Regions from separate parts of the Mus musculus genome. Here region 2 is linked to region 1. Evidence: chromatin loops called from intact Hi-C (ENCODE). Cell type or tissue: heart. All regions are shown on one strand. Each heading gives the region's core, and the rest is flanking DNA. Links, peaks and the distances in the headings are about the cores only. Region 1 holds the start of Kifap3 (kinesin-associated protein 3). Region 2 holds the start of BC055324 (cDNA sequence BC055324).

Region 1 (8,340 bases), core at 188-8,187:
CATTAAAATTTACATGGAAACAAAGACCCTAAACAACAAACATAATCTTGATAAAGAGCAGCAATGTTGTGGGACTCGCCCCACTCAATGTAAACACTCCCAATTGAAGCAGTACATTATCAGCTCAAGGAATAGTCATATTAATAGTGGATTAGGACTGACAGTGCAAGATATGACCTATGTTTACAGCCAGTTAATCTTCAACAAGGATGCTCCAAGTATCCACACAGAGCAAGAACAATCTCTGACAAACGATGCTAAGAAGATTAGATATTCTTAACCACCATATACAGTAATTAACTCCAGTGGAGAAGAGACCAGCATTTAAGACTTTAAACTATAAAACATAAGGAAAAGCTTCATGACCTTGAATTTAGCAATGGTTTCTTAAATACGGTTTCAAAAGCCACAGTAAGTATTAATAAATTAGACTTCAACAAATCAAAATTGTTGACAGTACTGACATATTCAAGACAGTAAAAAGACAACCAAAGGCTGGGACAAATGTTTGTAAATTGCATATTTAATAATGCCATATATATATATATATATATATACACACACACATATATATATACATATATATATATACATATATATATGTATATATATATATATATATATATTTCAGTAACCACTTTTTCCTAAAAAAGAAAGACAAATGACCAAAGAGGATGAAAGGAGCTCAATTTACTTCGTAATTAGGAAATGCAAATCAAAACAGAATAAGACACTACTTTACAGCCCTTAGAATAGCTACAATTACAGAGCAAACACATGAAACACAAAGAGAAAATAACAGGCAAAGTGTGGGAATAACTGGAGCCCTCATACATACGGGGGAACATATAAGGTACAGAACTGAGGAAACCTCCCTGCTGGTTCTTCAATGAGTCTAACAGGGAATTTCTTCATGTTCCTGTATGCCAAGCTTATATGACTGAAGAGAGAGAAGTGTTCAACAAAACCTTGTCATGTTGATTGTCAAGTTATTCCTAACAGGCAATAGGCACAAACCCCCTGAATACCTATCAACACTCGGTCACGAACAGCTTATAATATATCCATGCAATAAATATTATTCAGTAGTTACAACAAAGGAATAAAGTGTTATAGCACACTATATATAGTATAGCACAATATAACAAAAGTGAAACATAATTATACACTGTGAAAAAAACTGAACAAAGTATCATATATATCAAATCCAGCAAGTTCATGCCTTTTCCATTATGTCTGTATGTCTCATACACACACACACACACACACACACACACATATATATATACACATGCAATATATATGTGCAATATATATCATGTATGTGTGTATGTAAATATACACATGCTAAGGCAATGCAAACTTAGACAAAATTGAACAATGTTTTTAAAATCTTTTTCCAGATTATGACTAAAACATCACAGTGAGTAAGTAGATCAGTTGTATTGATTGTTTTCTAGATGATGTGGTTTTAAGAGGGTCCACACTAGTACAATGACTCTAAATAAAACCACATCTGACACACCCATAGTATATGAAAATCAGCAAATGCTACAATGGCAGCATGTTCTTTAAAACAACCTTCGGTTTAAAGTTGAAATTAGAAAGTGTACTGTATTTGACAGATAAAGAGTGTGTGTACAGGAGTATGGGAATGGGCACATGTGTATATGGTAACAAAATGACGTTAGAATGAGTACTCTGACCATGTATTTGTTTTTATTACATATTCCTTTTTACAAATCTCTACTGAAAGTCTTCTCATTTGCCTTTTCGTTAAAGATATAAAATGAAAAAGACAAAGCACTGTGTTCCCTTGTCTTGTACAAGCAGTATAGTTGATTTATCTTACAACTATTTGACTATGTTCAAGAATCCACTACCACTTGCAAGATTATTTCTAATTTCTTGCAAGATATGGCTAGAACCCTATCAAGTAAGGGAAAATACACTTAACAAATTTTATTAGGACTTAATGTCACCACCTAACATGCATGGTTTTTCTCTCAAAAGTATTTTCATACTTTGTCCTTATGTCCTTCAGAAAGTATTATCTCTCATTTTCAAATGAAGTAATTATGTCCAAAAAACCAAATCTATGTGCTCTTTGCAGTGGATTAGCAACAGAGCTTTAACGAAAAATAGAGACTCTACATTAGCATTTTAAAAGATTTATTCACTGCTCCCTCACAGTTGGTTCAGTGAGAGGTATATTTTTCTAACCATGGGTGGTCTTATTTTTCTACAGACATTAAGGAATCTCACAAAATTTCCTTTTTCTTGGTGTAGCTGATATCATACATATGTAAAAAAAAAAAATAGTAGGCTTTCGCATGCCAAGGTCTTAATAATAATGAACTTCCTACAGAAATTATACAGTGTATGTGACCGTCAAGTGAGTAAAGTGGACCAAGACCAGCTGACTGAACATCTCAATCCAGTCTTGCATAAAGCAAAAACCACCACGTCCGTCTTTATTCCACACACCCCACCATGATTTATGAATCTCAAACTGAACACAAATTGGTGATGTGACAGAATTCATTTCCAAGCTTCCATGGGATTTATCTATTGAGGAATCCAGGAGAGTGGGGCAGAACAAAAAACAAAACCTAGGAAATATGGGATTTATCTCGCCTAACCTGCCTCTTAATGAGGTTATAGATTAATGTAGCAAGGACATCATCAGATGCTGTCAGGACACCTCCAAGCCAAAGAGGACCTCGCGCCCCCGCAGGGCCCATCCTTTATTCCACCCCATCATTTTCTCCTCTTTCTTTCCTTCCCTGCGTCCCACCCCTTCTCGTGTCTAGCTCTGCCCCTGGACATCCCATGGTCAGCCGGGAAACACCTAAGGACCTGCTCAGGGCGGAGCCCGGGTCATCACCTTTTGAGGTATCTGGCGTCCTCGCCTTGCATGGCGGCGGCGGCGGCGGCAGCGGCGTGGGGAGAATGGGAGTGTCTGAGAATCTGGGAGGGCTACTTCCGGAGACCCGGCCAAAGTACCCTCAAAGCAGAGCGGTGACAGTCCCAAGGCCTGCAAGGCGGGGCGGCGGTGGCGGTGGCGGTGGCGGCGGCGGCGGCGCAGCGGTTACCACGGTGAACCCGCCGGCTCCTCCCACTGCTCCTGGGCCCCAAAACACTGGAGCAGCCCAGACCCGCCCAGAGCCGTCAGGGCCGAACTCTCCGCAAGGCGCATGCGCTCACGCGACAGCTACAGTCTGCGCAGGCTCAGGGTGAGGCTCCTGCGACAAATCTGACGCTCCCAGGAACAGCGCAGGAAGGGTTTGGTACTGATCTGGGAGCCTGTGATTTAGAGGCATATTCCTGGTCACTGCCCCCTGGAGGATGGGAAAGGAAGAAGCATTGCAAGCTGCAAAATTGGAACGTAAAGTCCTTAGCGTGAAAGGAGACAAGGTAACCAGTGAACCTTCTAGCTAACTAATGATGGTGATCAGACTAGCCTTTGACAACAACTTCTTTGGTGGAGCTTCTATTTTGGAACATGTAAAAGGTTCTGCATTGATTGCACTGAATTCTAGCTGGTGGAAATAGTCTGTGATGTGGATTGGATCAACTTTGAAAGTGGCATTTAAAATCCCAAAGTAGAAAACACTCCCTTCCATTATAACAAGCCAACTTCTGAACTTCCAAATCGTCCACTGATTAACTTTAACTCAAGATTCTTGAGAAATTGTTTCTTCTAAGGCAAATAATTGCTGACAATTTGGAGAGAGAAAAGAGCCGCTTTTTAGCCAAAGCAAGCTGTCTGCTCTGCTTTGAGATCCTTTAACCTGTCCATCACCGTCTTCTGGTATCACATTGTTAGCCATTCCTTCAAAAGAGTTAATAGTGATAGATTTTTATGCATAAAATGTCATGCAGAGAGACATTAAAGAGATGTTTTATGCCCCTACCAACTCACACCAATTAAATTTATTTCTGATAAAGTTGTAACTATTCTTTCAATTTATCAATAAGGAATTCCAGGCAAACTACATTCTCCATATTTATCAAAGTCTTCTTAACAAACTGTCACAAAGTTCTGTCTTATCGTTAAGGTAGTCATTATCTGCAGCTTTTTCTCTCCATCCACACTCTGATGATTAGTCTAATCGGTTCACACATGGGATTCTTCCTAACTGGACTTTCTATTTCAAATATTGATTATTCAAACCAAGGCAAAAAATGCACAAATTATCGTTCACAACATCTTTAACAATAAAAGCAAGGCACACTACTTTAAAGCAGTGGTTCTCAACTTGTGAGTCATGACCTCTCTGTGGGTGGAAGGACCCTTTCACGAAGGTCTCTAAAGTCATTGGAAAACACGAATATTTACATCAAGAGTCATAACAGTAACAAAAGTACAGTAGTTACGAAGTGGCAACCAAAATCATTTTATGGTTGGGGGTCACCACAACGTGAGAAACTTATTAAAGGGTCATAGTGTTAGGAAGGTTGAGAACCACTGCTTTAAAACTTCTGTAAAGGCTGGCAACGAAGCCTGCCTCCACCTCTGAGAATGTGAGTTCTATCTCTGGGACCCACACCATGGGAGGAGAGGAAGCTACATCTGCAAGTTGTCCTCTGACTTACACATGTGTCTGGTGACACACCACACACACGCACACACACACACACACACACACACACACACACACACACACACACACACGCACAGCAAAATAACTAAAAATATCTTTTTAATATAAAGCCTTCATATACCTAAACTTAAAAGATCAAAATATAGTTTACATTCAAATGAACATATTAAAGATTCTTGCAGAGGCTGAGTATGACTTGGAGGCCAACCTAGTCTATGTAGCCAGTTCCAGGTCAGTCAAGGATAAAAAGCAGAACCTGTTTTTTTTTTTTCCATTTTCATTAGGTATTTAGCTCATTTACATTTCCAAAGCTATACCAAAAGTCCCCCATACCCACCCACCCCCACTCCCGTACCCACCCACTACCCCTAGTTGGCCCTGGCGTTCCCCTGTACTGGGGCATATAAAGTTTGCGTGTCCAATGGGCCTCTCTTTCCAGTGATGGCCGACTAGGCCATCTTTTGATACATATGCAACTAGAGTCAAGAGCTCCGGGTTACTGGTTAGTTCATAATGTTGTTCCACCTATCGGGTTGCAGATCCCTTTAGCTCCTTGGGTACTTTCTCTAGCTCCTCCATTGGGAGCCCTGTGATCCATCCATTAGCTGACTGTGAGAATCCACTTCTGTGTTTGCTAGGCCCCGGCATAGTCTCACAAGAGACAGCTACATCTGGGTCCTTTCGATAAAATCTTGCTAGTATATGCAATGGTGTCAGCGTTTGGATGCTGATTATGGGGTGGATCCCTGGATATGGCAGTCTCTACGTGGTCCATCCTTTCATCTCAGCTCCAAACTTTGTCTTTGTAACTCCTTCCATGGGTGTTTTCTTCCCAATTCTAAGGAGGGGCATAATGTCCACACTTCAGTCTTCATTCTTCGTGAGTTTCATGTGTTTAGCAAATTGTATCTTATATCTTGGGTATCCTAGGTTTGGGGCTAATATCCACTTATCAGTGAGTACATATTGTGTGAGTTTCTTTGTGAATGTGTTACCTCACTCAGGATGATGCCCTCCAGGTCCATCCATTTGCCTAGGAATTTCATAAATTCGTTCTTTTTAATAGCTGAGTAGTACTCCATTGTGTAGATGTACCACATTTTCTGTATCCATTCCTCTGTTGAGGGGCATCTGGGTTCTTTCCAGCTTCTGGCTATTATAAATAAGGCTGCTATGAACATAGTGGAGCATGTGTCCTTCTTACCAGTTGGGGCATCTTCTGGATATATGCCCAGGAGAGGTATTGCTGGATCTTCCGGTAGTACTATGTCCAATTTTCTGAGGAACCGCCAGACTGATTTCCAGAGTGGTTTTACAAGCCTGCAATCCCACCAACAATGGAGGAGTGTTCCTCTTTCTCCACATCCACGCCAGCATCTGCTGTCACCTGAATTTTTGATCTTAGCCATTCTGACTGGTGTGAGGTGGAATCTCAGGGTTGTTTTGATTTGCATTTCCCTGATGATTAAGGATGTTGAACATTTTTTCAGGTGCTTCTCTGCCATTCGGTATTCCTCAGGTGAGAATTCTTTGTTCAGTTCTGAGCCCCATTTTTTAATGGGGTTATTTGATTTTCTGAAGTCCACCTTCTTGAGTTCTTTATATATGTTGGATATTAGTCCCCTATCTGATTTAGGATAGGTAAAGATCCTTTCCCAATCTGTTGGTGGTCTCTTTGTCTTATTGACGGTGTCTTTTGCCTTGCAGAAACTTTGGAGTTTCATTAGGTCCCATTTGTCAATTCTCGATCTTACAGCACAAGCCATTGCTGTTCTGTTCAGGAATTTTTCCCCTGTGCCCATATCTTCAAGGCTTTTCCCCACTTTCTCCTCTATAAGTTTCAGTGTCCCTGGTTTTATGTGAAGTTCTTTGATCCATTTAGATTTGACCTTAGTACAAGGAGATAAGTATGGATCGATTCGCATTCTTCTACACGATAACAACCAGTTGTGCCAGCACCAATTGTTGAAAATGCTGTCTTTCTTCCACTGGATGGTTTTAGCTCCCTTGTCGAAGATCAAGTGACCATAGGTGTGTGGGTTCATTTCTGGGTCTTCAATTCTATTCCATTGGTCTACTTGTCTGTCTCTATACCAGTACCATGCAGTTTTTATCACAATTGCTCTGTAGTAAAGCTTTAGGTCTGGCATGGTGATTCCACCAGAAGTTCTTTTATCCTTGCGAAGACTTTTTGCTATCCTAGGTTTTTTGTTATTCCAGACGAATTTGCAAATTGCTCCTTCCAATTCGTTGAAGAATTGAGTTGGAATTTTGATGGGGATTGCAGTGAATCTGTAGATTGCTTTTGGCAAGATAGCCATTTTTACAATGTTGATCCTGCCAATCCATGAGCATGGGAGATCTTTCCATCTTCTGAGATCTTCTTTAATTTCTTTCTTCAGAGATTTGAAGTTTTTATCATACAGATCTTTCACTTCCTTAGTTAGAGTCACGCCAAGATATTTTATATTATTTGTGACTATTGAGAAGGGTGTTGTTTCCCTAATTTCTTTCTCAGCCTGTTTATTCTTTGTATAGAGAAAGGCCATTGACTTATTTGAGTTTATTTTATATCCAGCTACTTCACCGAAGGTGGTTATCAGGTTTAGGAGTTCTCTGGTAGAATTTTTAGGGTCACTTATATATACTATCATATCATCTGCAAAAAGTGATATTTTGACTTCCTCTTTTCCAATTTGTATCCCCTTGATCTCCTTTTGTTGTCGAATTGCTCTGGCTAATACTTCAAGTACTATGTTGAAAAGGTAGGGAGAAAGTGGGCAGCCTTGTCTAGTCCCTGATTTTAGTGGGATTGCTTCCAGCTTCTCTCCATTTACTTTGATGTTGGCTACTGGTTTGCTGTAGATTGCTTTTATCATGTTTAGGTATGGGCCTTGAATTCCTGATCTTTCCAAAACTTTTATCATGAATGGGTGTTGGATCTTGTCAAATGCTTTTTCTGCATCTAATGAGATGATCATGTGGTTTTTGTCTTTGAGTTTGTTTATATAATGGATTACATTGATGGATTTTCGTATATTAAACCATCCCTGCATCCCTGGAATAAAACCTACTTGGTCAGGATGGATGATTGCTTTAATGTGTTCTTGGATTCGGTTAGCGAGAATTTTATTGAGGATTTTTGCATCGATATTCATAAGAGAAATTGGTCTGAAGTTCTCTATCTTTGTTGGGTCTTTCTGTGGTTTAGGTATCAGAGTAATAGTGGCTTCATAAAATGAGTTGGGTAGAGTACCTTCTACTTCTATTTTGTGAAATAGTTTGTGCAGAACTGGAATTAGATCTTCTTTGAAGGTCTGATAGAACTCTGCACTAAACCCGTCTGGTCCTGGGCTGTTTTTGGTTGGGAGACTATTAATAACTGCGTCTATTTCTTTAGGTGATATGGGACTGTTTAGATGGTCATCTTGATCCTGATTCAACTTTGGTACCTGGTATCTGTCCAGAAATTTGTCCATTTCGTCCAGGTTTTCCAGTTTTGTTGAGTATAGCCTTTTGTAGAAGGATCTGATGGTGTTTTGGATTTCTTCAGGATCTGTTGTTATGTCTCCCTTTTCATTTCTGATTTTGTTAATTAGGATTTTGTCCCTGTGCCCTTTAGTGAGTCTAGCTAAGGGTTTATCTATCTTGTTGATTTTCTCAAAGAACCAACTCCTCGTTTGGTTAATTCTTTGAATAGTTCTTCTTGTTTCCACTTGGTTGATTTCACCCC
Region 2 (8,340 bases), core at 208-8,207, 220 kb before region 1:
ATTATGATTTAAGGTAGAAAGTTTGAGTAGGACTATTTAACAGTCTCAACTTACCTATAAAGTGAGGGTCATTATTGAGGTTATAAGTATTAAATAATAATATTATGTAACTTTTATTAGCTGTGTATAAATAAATGCTGAGGACACATTAGCTTTCACAACTGGGAATAACAAAGCATTATTAAATAGGGGGTGACATACAAGACTATAATTAAGTAAAATACTATACAAAAATGACATGTCATCAGGGTTCCAATAAATATCACATTAAGTCCAAGATATAGTGTGATTTAGGGTCCTCCAAGAAAGAAAAAGTTTAGATAACACACCAGTATCACATCACCAGACTGGCTCTGAGTGAGGCACCTGCTCCCAAGTAATGATATAGAGACTTATTGATGAAAGTGTGGTCTTAGTTGGTTTGTTCCCAACTAGATCGTGTAACTTAAATTAACCTGTTTATACTAATCTACACTCTGCCACAAGGCTCTGCCATGTGGCCCATTACCTTTCATCAGTGTGAACATCTGTTTGTTCCTTCATGGATGGCTGGAGAATGCCTCACACCTGATTCTTTCCCAGAGTTCCTTTCTCTGCCAGAAGTCAAGCCTATCCTCTCCTGCCTAGCTCTGGGCCATTCAGTTCTTTATTAAAACAATCAGAAACACCTTCACACAAAAAGATTTTTCCCAACACAGTAGATCTCAATTTTGGAAGAGATATGAAGATATTTGTACCAGAGTCAACCAAAGCAGTACATTTCCATCCCCGCTTTCTTTCTTGAGGATCTTATAGCCCAGAATCTGAAGTCATCCTTCCCTACTTTTCCTCTAATCAAGGTCCCAGGGTCTCATACTTGGCTTACAGTGGTGAGAGATTAACTTCAAGTATTGTTCCTCCCATTACCACCTATACACTTGTAGTTGTTGTTGAACTTTTGGGTTGGGACCTAGGTTCTCCTGCACGCTAGCAAATGCTCTACCACAGAGCTGCATCCCCAGCCACTTTCACACTCTGTAACAGATTCATGTTTGTTTTTCTTAATGCAAATCCAACTGCCTAGTATGCTAACACTTTGACATACGCAAATCAATAAACATCTTCTGAGTTAACACAGGCCTTGGACCAGACGCTTGAGGTCAGTATTATTCAGGGATCCAAGTCCGTATCAAAGTCTGTATCGATCTAGCCAGGCACTTCAGGGAGACAAGGAACTAACAAAGGCTGCAGAGAGATTCATAAACTTGTCAAGAAATGGGAGTATTCCCTCGGAACATGTTTATGGAGTGTTAGAGATTGTAGAAAGATCAAATAGAATGAGGATGGAGAAAGAACTTTTACACAAAGTGATTCAAGAGCTCATTAAATTCTCAAGGAAACTTGTAGTTTTACATAGAAAACATGAGGCTACTACTTCTATACTTTGCTTATTATTTCAATAAGTAAATTAAAAAAAAAAAACACCAAACCGTAATTTCAGAATAACAATAAAAAAGAAATTGAACAGTCACAAATTCTGGGGTATTCTTTTTATTTCATTACGCCATTCGGTGCATATTAACTGGGGTGCTTAAAAGTCATCTCCATTAGAAATCTCTTTAGACCTTCATCAATTACTTCAAGTGTTCGAGTCTCAAATACACCCTTTTCTTCTACAAACTTCTGGAAGAGATGAACGCCACCACCAACACCAAAATAATGTGCTTTGCTGGCCAGAAGCACCCGGCCACTCCTACTTAATAGCCTGAGGAATGTTTCATGCAAAGTGCTGTAATAATCCGGATTATAAATGGTTTCTGAAGTGAGAATGAGGTCATATTTCACAAACAGTTTTTCACGTAATACAAGCTTGCAAAACTCAGCCCACTCCCCAGAGAACAAGCGACATTTACAGATTTCTCGGCCTACTTCTGACTTCCTTTGTCTTTTCCCATCTGGCTCATTTTTGCCATTGCTGTCATCTTGCAAAGGGACATTAGCAACTACATTAGGTAAGGTCACCTCATCGATCACCAAACCGTTGTAATCTTGAAAATGAACTTCCCTAGCCCCTCCTTTGGATGCAGTTATCCCAAGCAGCCCAGACCCACAGCCAAGGTCTAACACTTTCTGCCCAGCAAATTTCACTTTGGCTTTTGTGAAGTAAGTCAAGAGGTCAAAGGTGCATTCCCAGATTTTCAAGCCTCCTTCATAAACACCTGGGATCAGATCAGAATGAGAAGAAAAGCTCTTTGAAACGATGTTTTCTCCAGGGAATTTCTCTTTCAAAGAGACGGTTTTCACTACTGCTGTGTTAGCATGCTGGGGACCTGGCAACATTTCCAAAACCGTATTTTCTAAGACGTGATTCACATCTTTAGGCATCACATGTTCTTTAGCAGGTTTCCAGGAGGGCTGGTGTTTACAAGCTTCTGGGTCATCTGACCTGTCAGCAATAGGGGGTGGGCTGCCAGTGTCTTCAGAGGAAGCTGCATTTCCCAGTGAGGAGCATTTCCAAGAGTGATCCCGAGGCAAGCCCGGACGTTCTGTAGATTGCCTTTTGTCCTGCTTTCCTTTCTGACTTTCTAAGACACAAGTTCCATCATCGAGGGATGTTAATTTATTTTCCAGATCTTCTTCTATGCTGAAATTGAATTGAAAGGCCATCCTCTTTTTCTATGCACACCGTTTTTTTACCAAAGGATGATGCTTCAGCTTCTAGAAAGAATTTAATGGCATAACCGATCACACAGTCGATTAGTTCTGTTGCGCCCAATGTCTGTTAGCTGCGTATACACCATCAGATGTATTCAGAGGGGGCTCCAAAGACGTTTTAGACGCCTTTGATCCTTTTTCAGTTCAGCCCTGGAAAGGGAAGGGGGAAAAGAAAATGTTTAAAAACAAAAACAAAAAAAGGCTGTGTGTATGCGATTTAGCAAAATGCACAGATGCCTTAAGTATTCAAAAGTAGAAGATAAAACATAAAGACAAACAAAAGAATAGCTATAGCAGCTACCACCTTCACCAGAACAATAAACCCCAAGATTTGTAGACAGGACAGCCTAGCTACCTGCTGCCTGGTCTTTTTTTTTTTTTTTTTTTTTTTGGTTTTTCGAGACAGGGTTTCTCTATAGCCCTGGCTGTTCTGGAACTCACTTTGTAGACCAGGCTGGCCTCGAACTCAGAAATCCACCTGCCTCTGTCTCCCGAGTGCTGGGATTAAAGGCGTGCGCCACCATGCCCAGCTTCCTGCCTGGTCTTTTAGTTGCCTTGTGCTCAGGCATCTTCACCTTCATCTTCCTAAATTTCTGACGCATCTACAGTAATTATTTTCTCTTTGTTCACAGTGGCATCCAGGTTTGTTCCTTCATCTCTGCCTCGCAAAAACAGTTTAAGGTTTTATTTGGGTAAGTAGGGTATCCATTTTCAAACACACACAGGTGTGTGTGATCTGGTGTGTGCAAACTCATCCAAACGGTACATTTATGTGTACGTAGTTCTACACCTTATGTGACTGGAGGGATGAATAAAGACTAGGACTGTGGAAAGTATAATCGATTGTATAGAAACATTTCCGGCAATATGCCAGACCATAACACCCGTTTTAATTTGCACATTTCTGGACGGTGGGATCTCCGTTCACTTGGCAGGAGCCGTAGGAACGGAAGCACGCACGCCAGTAAAATCATTCCTATTCTCGAACGCACCTCACAGGGGAGTAGAGTCATTCCTGGCCTCAGCCCAGGTCACCCTTGAAACTACGCGTCGTCTCAAAGTCCCCCCGGACTGAGGATAGCAAACCTGAGGACTTCTGGTCTCAGCATTGGAAAGTCAGACGCCAGGGCGAACAAACTACCGGAGAAACTCGCCTTCAGCCTACGGCGAACACCAACGAGATGAGTCCTCCAATAGCTAGAGAGGGCCCCGACGCTTGGGGGCGAGAGTGCTCCTCTCTATGGTTTGGTGGGGGCGGAGCTCTCTCAAAGCCTGCTGGGACGGCGTTCCAAGCTGTGGCGGGAGTCGTGCGGATTCGTTCGTCTCTCGGGGGTGGCGAAAGAATGTCGCAGGACGATGCGGAGGTGGCGAGCGGGGTCGTGCTGGAGGAACTCAGCAGCTGGTCGGAGGAGATGTGCCGTCGGGAGCTGCCTTCGGTGCTGCCCCGGCTCCTCATATCCTTGGAGGGCGCTGAGCGGGGGGTGTGTCGCGAGCCTGCTCCGCCCTGACGCGGGCAGCCTGGGATTCGAACTCTGTTTTGTTTTGCGAGGTGATGGTTAAGGGAACGAGGACAACCGTGGGTTGAGGGGCTAGGCGCGCCTAGCATTGTCGGACGATTGCGACTGGAGCGTTTGAAAATGATGAGTGCTCTCATGCCTTAAGTTTAGTTCTCTGTTCCTAAGTTTGCCCGGTCGGTCGCACTTGCCTAAGTGTGGGAGATGCCCGCGCTGGTGCTCAGTATCTGGATGAAGCGTGAGAGCTGAAGGATGTAGTTGTAGTTCTTCCGTGGTACCACATCTTCAAAGGATGGTCTGTAAACAAAAATGCTTTTCCCCTTTCGAACCCGTTTCCCTTTTAAGTTACAAGGCGGTGCTTCAGGTATTGGCTTTAATCGAGTTGTAATTGTGTGGAGTTAGGTGCAAAGAATAATTATGTAATGCTTTTGTGTTTGTAATTGGAAGTCGACTCCCTTCATGTAAAAGGTGATTTTAATTTTATGATTTTGATCATACCTTCTATTTAAAATTACACACACAGAAACAGACACACACACACCCCTCCAAAAACTGAAAATACCATTACATTTAGTGAAAGTTCAAACCTTGCACGAATGATGTTTCATAGTATAACTTAAGTTCTCTCACACTGAAGTCATTCCTTAGACATTAGCAAAATCCAACGTGGTGCTGATGACCGTTTTTAAAGTACTCCGTGTGTGGATATGGAATTATTTTGCTTTTTAGATGGTAGTCCTGACTGGCCTGATACTAGCTATACAAAACAGACTGGTCTTGGGTTTGCAGTAATCCTGAGTTTGCAGTGCTGGAATTTTTGTGTGTCAACGAGAAGGGTTGTTTTTATGGAATTTCCTCCTGGAAACAACTGTTTTCCTACTCAAAAGATGTTTATTTATGTAATGTGTGTCTCAGACTGCTAGGCTTAGAGGGAATGAAGATATCTGTTATTTACCCTCCCCTCAGTATTACAGGTACCACACTACATTTAGAGTACCATTTCTACCTTACCTTGCTACCTACTGAAAACGCAAATCTCATTTCCAGGTTTTCTTCTGTAAGTAAACCTTGAACACTCTTTTTGCAACCAGCTAATTATGATTTCTGATTCTAAATTACTCCATGAATCTACCTGTCCCCCACTGTGATTCTAATCTTTACAACCTGTACTAGGAATATTTTTTTTATTTTCTACATAGTTCTTCTATAATACATTCTTAACAAAGTTTAGAGTAAAAACAAGCAAACAAACAAACAAACAACTCCAAACCTCCCTCTTTTATATGTGGCTTAATTTTAAAAACACAGTCTGAACTTGTCTCCAAGGTTCCCTATAGTTTGAACCTGGCCTGTCCTTCATACATAATGTCCTTACATTCAGTCCACCAATCATCAGGCTGACCTACTTCAGGGTCTTTGTTCTCAGCCCAGCTTGTTCTCCAGTCTTTTCAACATCTCATTCTGGGCTTCCTCAGAGTTACTTTCTTACAGGAACCTTTTTATCAATCTTTTTTTGTTTGTTTGTTTGTTTTGTTTTTTCAAGACAGGGTTTCTCTGTGTAGCCCTGGCTGTCCTGGAACTCACTCTGTAGACCAGGCTGCCCTCGAACTCAGAAATCCGCCTGCCTCTGACTCCCAAGTGCTGGGATTAAAGGCGTGTGCCACCACACCCGGCTCCTTTTTCTCAATCTTAAGCAGTCCTTGAAACCTTTAACTTTTTTTTTTTTTTTTAAGGTTTTGATTGCTTTGTTAAAACACTATGATCAAAATCATCTTGGGGAGAAAAAGCTTTATTTCAGCTTGAGTGAAGTTCCATATCACAGTCCATTATCAAAGGAAGTGAGGACAGGAACTCAAGCAAAGCAGAGACCTGTGGAGAAGGACTGCTTTCTCCTCAGTCTATGGAGGAGGACTGCTTACTCCTCAGTCTGTGGAGGAGGACTGCTTGCTCCTCAGTCTGTGGAGGAGGCCTGCTTACTGGCTTCCTCCTCGGCCTGTGGAGGAGGACTGCTTACTGGCTTGCTCCTCAGTCTGCTTTCTTAGCACCCAACGCCACCAGCCCAGTGAATACTGCTCAAAGTGAGCTAGGCACTTTCACATCAGTCATCAAGAAAATCCACTTCAAATCAAGTGAGCAAAGCCCACACGAACTCAGAGACTGAAGCAGCAAGCACGGCATACACAAGAACCACACCAAATTCTCTTGTGCATGTATTCCAGCTTTCAGCTTAGTATTTTGATAGGACGCCAGAGTATGTGAACAAGTGGGTCGGAGTATTATGCTTTCTCTTGGGCTCTTTTTCTTCTGTTGGCTCGCCTTGTCCAAATTTGATTTTTTTAAAATCTTACTGTAATTTATTTTGTGTTTTCTTATCTCTGAGAAGCTTGATATTTTCTAATAGAGACAGAAAGGGAGGATCCTGATGGGAGGGGTGCTGGGGAGGAACTAGGAGGAGCAGAGGGAGGGGAAACTGTAATCAGGATATATTGTTTTAGAAAAGATTATTTTCACTAAGGATCGGGGAATGCACTATAGACTTGCCTTTAGGCAAACGTTATGGAGGCATTTACTCAAGAGTCCCTTCTTCCAAATGACCAGCTCATGTCAATTTGACCTAAGACTGACCAGCACACTATTACATTTATGGTGCTGCTTACAGTTTCCTGGAGACCATTTGATCCTTAAAAGAACTTATTTGCCTATCCACTTTTTTTCTTAATTGCACTGCTAAGTACAGAAGCAGGAACTTGCTTTTATCCTTACCACTGAGAATAGTTACTGGCACATATGTATTCAATAAAAATGCCTAGGTGTTGTTACCAAGGTGACTCAGTGGGTCAAGGCGCTTTGCTGCCAAGCCTGATAACCTGAGTTCAATCCCTGATACCCACAAGGTAGGATTGCTGCAGGTTGTTCTCACAGTGCCCACCTCCCCACACAAAAATGCCTAGGTGTCTCAAATAAGTAGTTTTCAGTATAGTAGTATTTACTTTCATTATGTACAACAAATGGAAGAAAAGTGAAGTAGATCACAATCTTATCACTTAAAATTAGTTTCATGCTTTTCTTCTTATATATTGCCCAGCCTGAATATTTTCAGGCTTATAATGTAATTGTGGAGTAGCAAACTTTCTGAATTTAAACTGGAATTGGTCCTGTTGACAGATTCTACCCTTCTGAACAGAAAAAAATAATTGGGTTACTTCATTGCATTTGATTGCACTTATAAAATATGCAGAGTGAAAGTTCAGAAGAGAGAATTTTGTGATGTTTATGAGTACCCATTTTCTTGACATTGTACAAGGGTTCTTACTACTTTTACAATAAAATATTTCTAAAAATTCTCAGTGATACACAAGTGTAATTTGTACTGTGTCTATCATTACCTCTTCTATTGGATATCTAGTTGTAACAACTTCAAGCTCCTCTATGCAGAAGATTTTCACTGGGTAAGGTTGGTAAGATAGGTGTGTAAGTAATATGTTAGTTAATGGAGATACAAGTAGAAGTGTGAAGGAGAGTTTCTGAAACTGAAACTTGGGATTATTCAGTGCTTTCTTCCATCAGTCATATGTGCTTCATGACTACACTGAGTTGGAAAGTTCCTTAACCGTAAGTAATTAGGGTTAATATCCTTAAAATATTTTCACAAAATCTTTGTTCACTTGATAAATGTTAAGTTTTCAAAGGTAAAAGAAAGCCAGGGATTTGGGCATAATTTCAGTCTCTTAGGGTTTATCAGCAAATTTTAAGCACTCTTTTTAAATTTATTCCTTAATTTATATTTTACTCTATGTATCAATGTTCTGAAAGTTGGATTGAACATATCCGTAAGTAAGATTATGTTGTATATGTGATAAGTATATGAATGCCAGTAGACTTTACAGGTTTATATTACCTTCAGATTTAACCTTTTCTTTATTGTAACTTCAGTAACTTCCTGTTACATAAAATGAGCCAGTTCCTTCCAATCATAGTGTTTTTAAGTTTTAAATTCCATTTTTGATGATGTATAAGCACAATAAAAATTTTAGTGTTATGCTGTGCTGGGACCAAGATTGGGTATTGTTATACCATGTCAGCCTGTTATAACGTTTGGCCTCTTAACATGTTTAATGCCATTTAGAAACCA

What was found. A loop is a pair of places that touch in the nucleus more often than their neighbours do. Peaks named below come from ENCODE experiments on the same cell type or tissue, not always from the same donor. Only the 100,000 strongest peaks of a DNase experiment are listed, where the experiment ranks them.
Region 2: it touches region 1 in a loop (3-fold over the local background); 2 of 42 quality-filtered maps call a loop at or near these places.

What each region holds. Positions count from the first base shown.
Region 1 is chr1:163,774,450-163,782,789 of GRCm38, reverse strand. Kifap3 (kinesin-associated protein 3) reads right to left here and starts at 3,207. Exons shown (of 20, transcript NM_001305643.1): 1 at 2,888-3,207. The coding sequence starts at 2,919. Gm51663 (predicted gene, 51663) reads left to right here and starts at 3,250. Exons shown (of 2, transcript NR_165475.1): 1 at 3,250-3,417. In heart, for the core only: a CTCF peak has its summit at 3,345 (motif pointing left); a DNase peak (open chromatin) is centred at 3,219; H3K4me3 peaks cover 1,392 bases; H3K27ac peaks cover 922 bases.
Region 2 is chr1:163,990,418-163,998,757 of GRCm38, reverse strand. BC055324 (cDNA sequence BC055324) reads left to right here and starts at 3,962. Exons shown (of 24, transcript NM_201364.2): 1 at 3,962-4,148; 2 at 7,999-8,038. The coding sequence starts at 4,038. It overlaps Mettl18 (methyltransferase like 18), which reads right to left and starts at 3,869. Exons shown (of 2, transcript NM_027279.3): 1 at 3,687-3,869; 2 at 1,515-2,844. The coding sequence starts at 2,646. The coding sequence ends at 1,558. In heart, for the core only: a CTCF peak has its summit at 3,902; a DNase peak (open chromatin) is centred at 3,917; H3K4me3 peaks cover 2,399 bases; H3K27ac peaks cover 1,379 bases.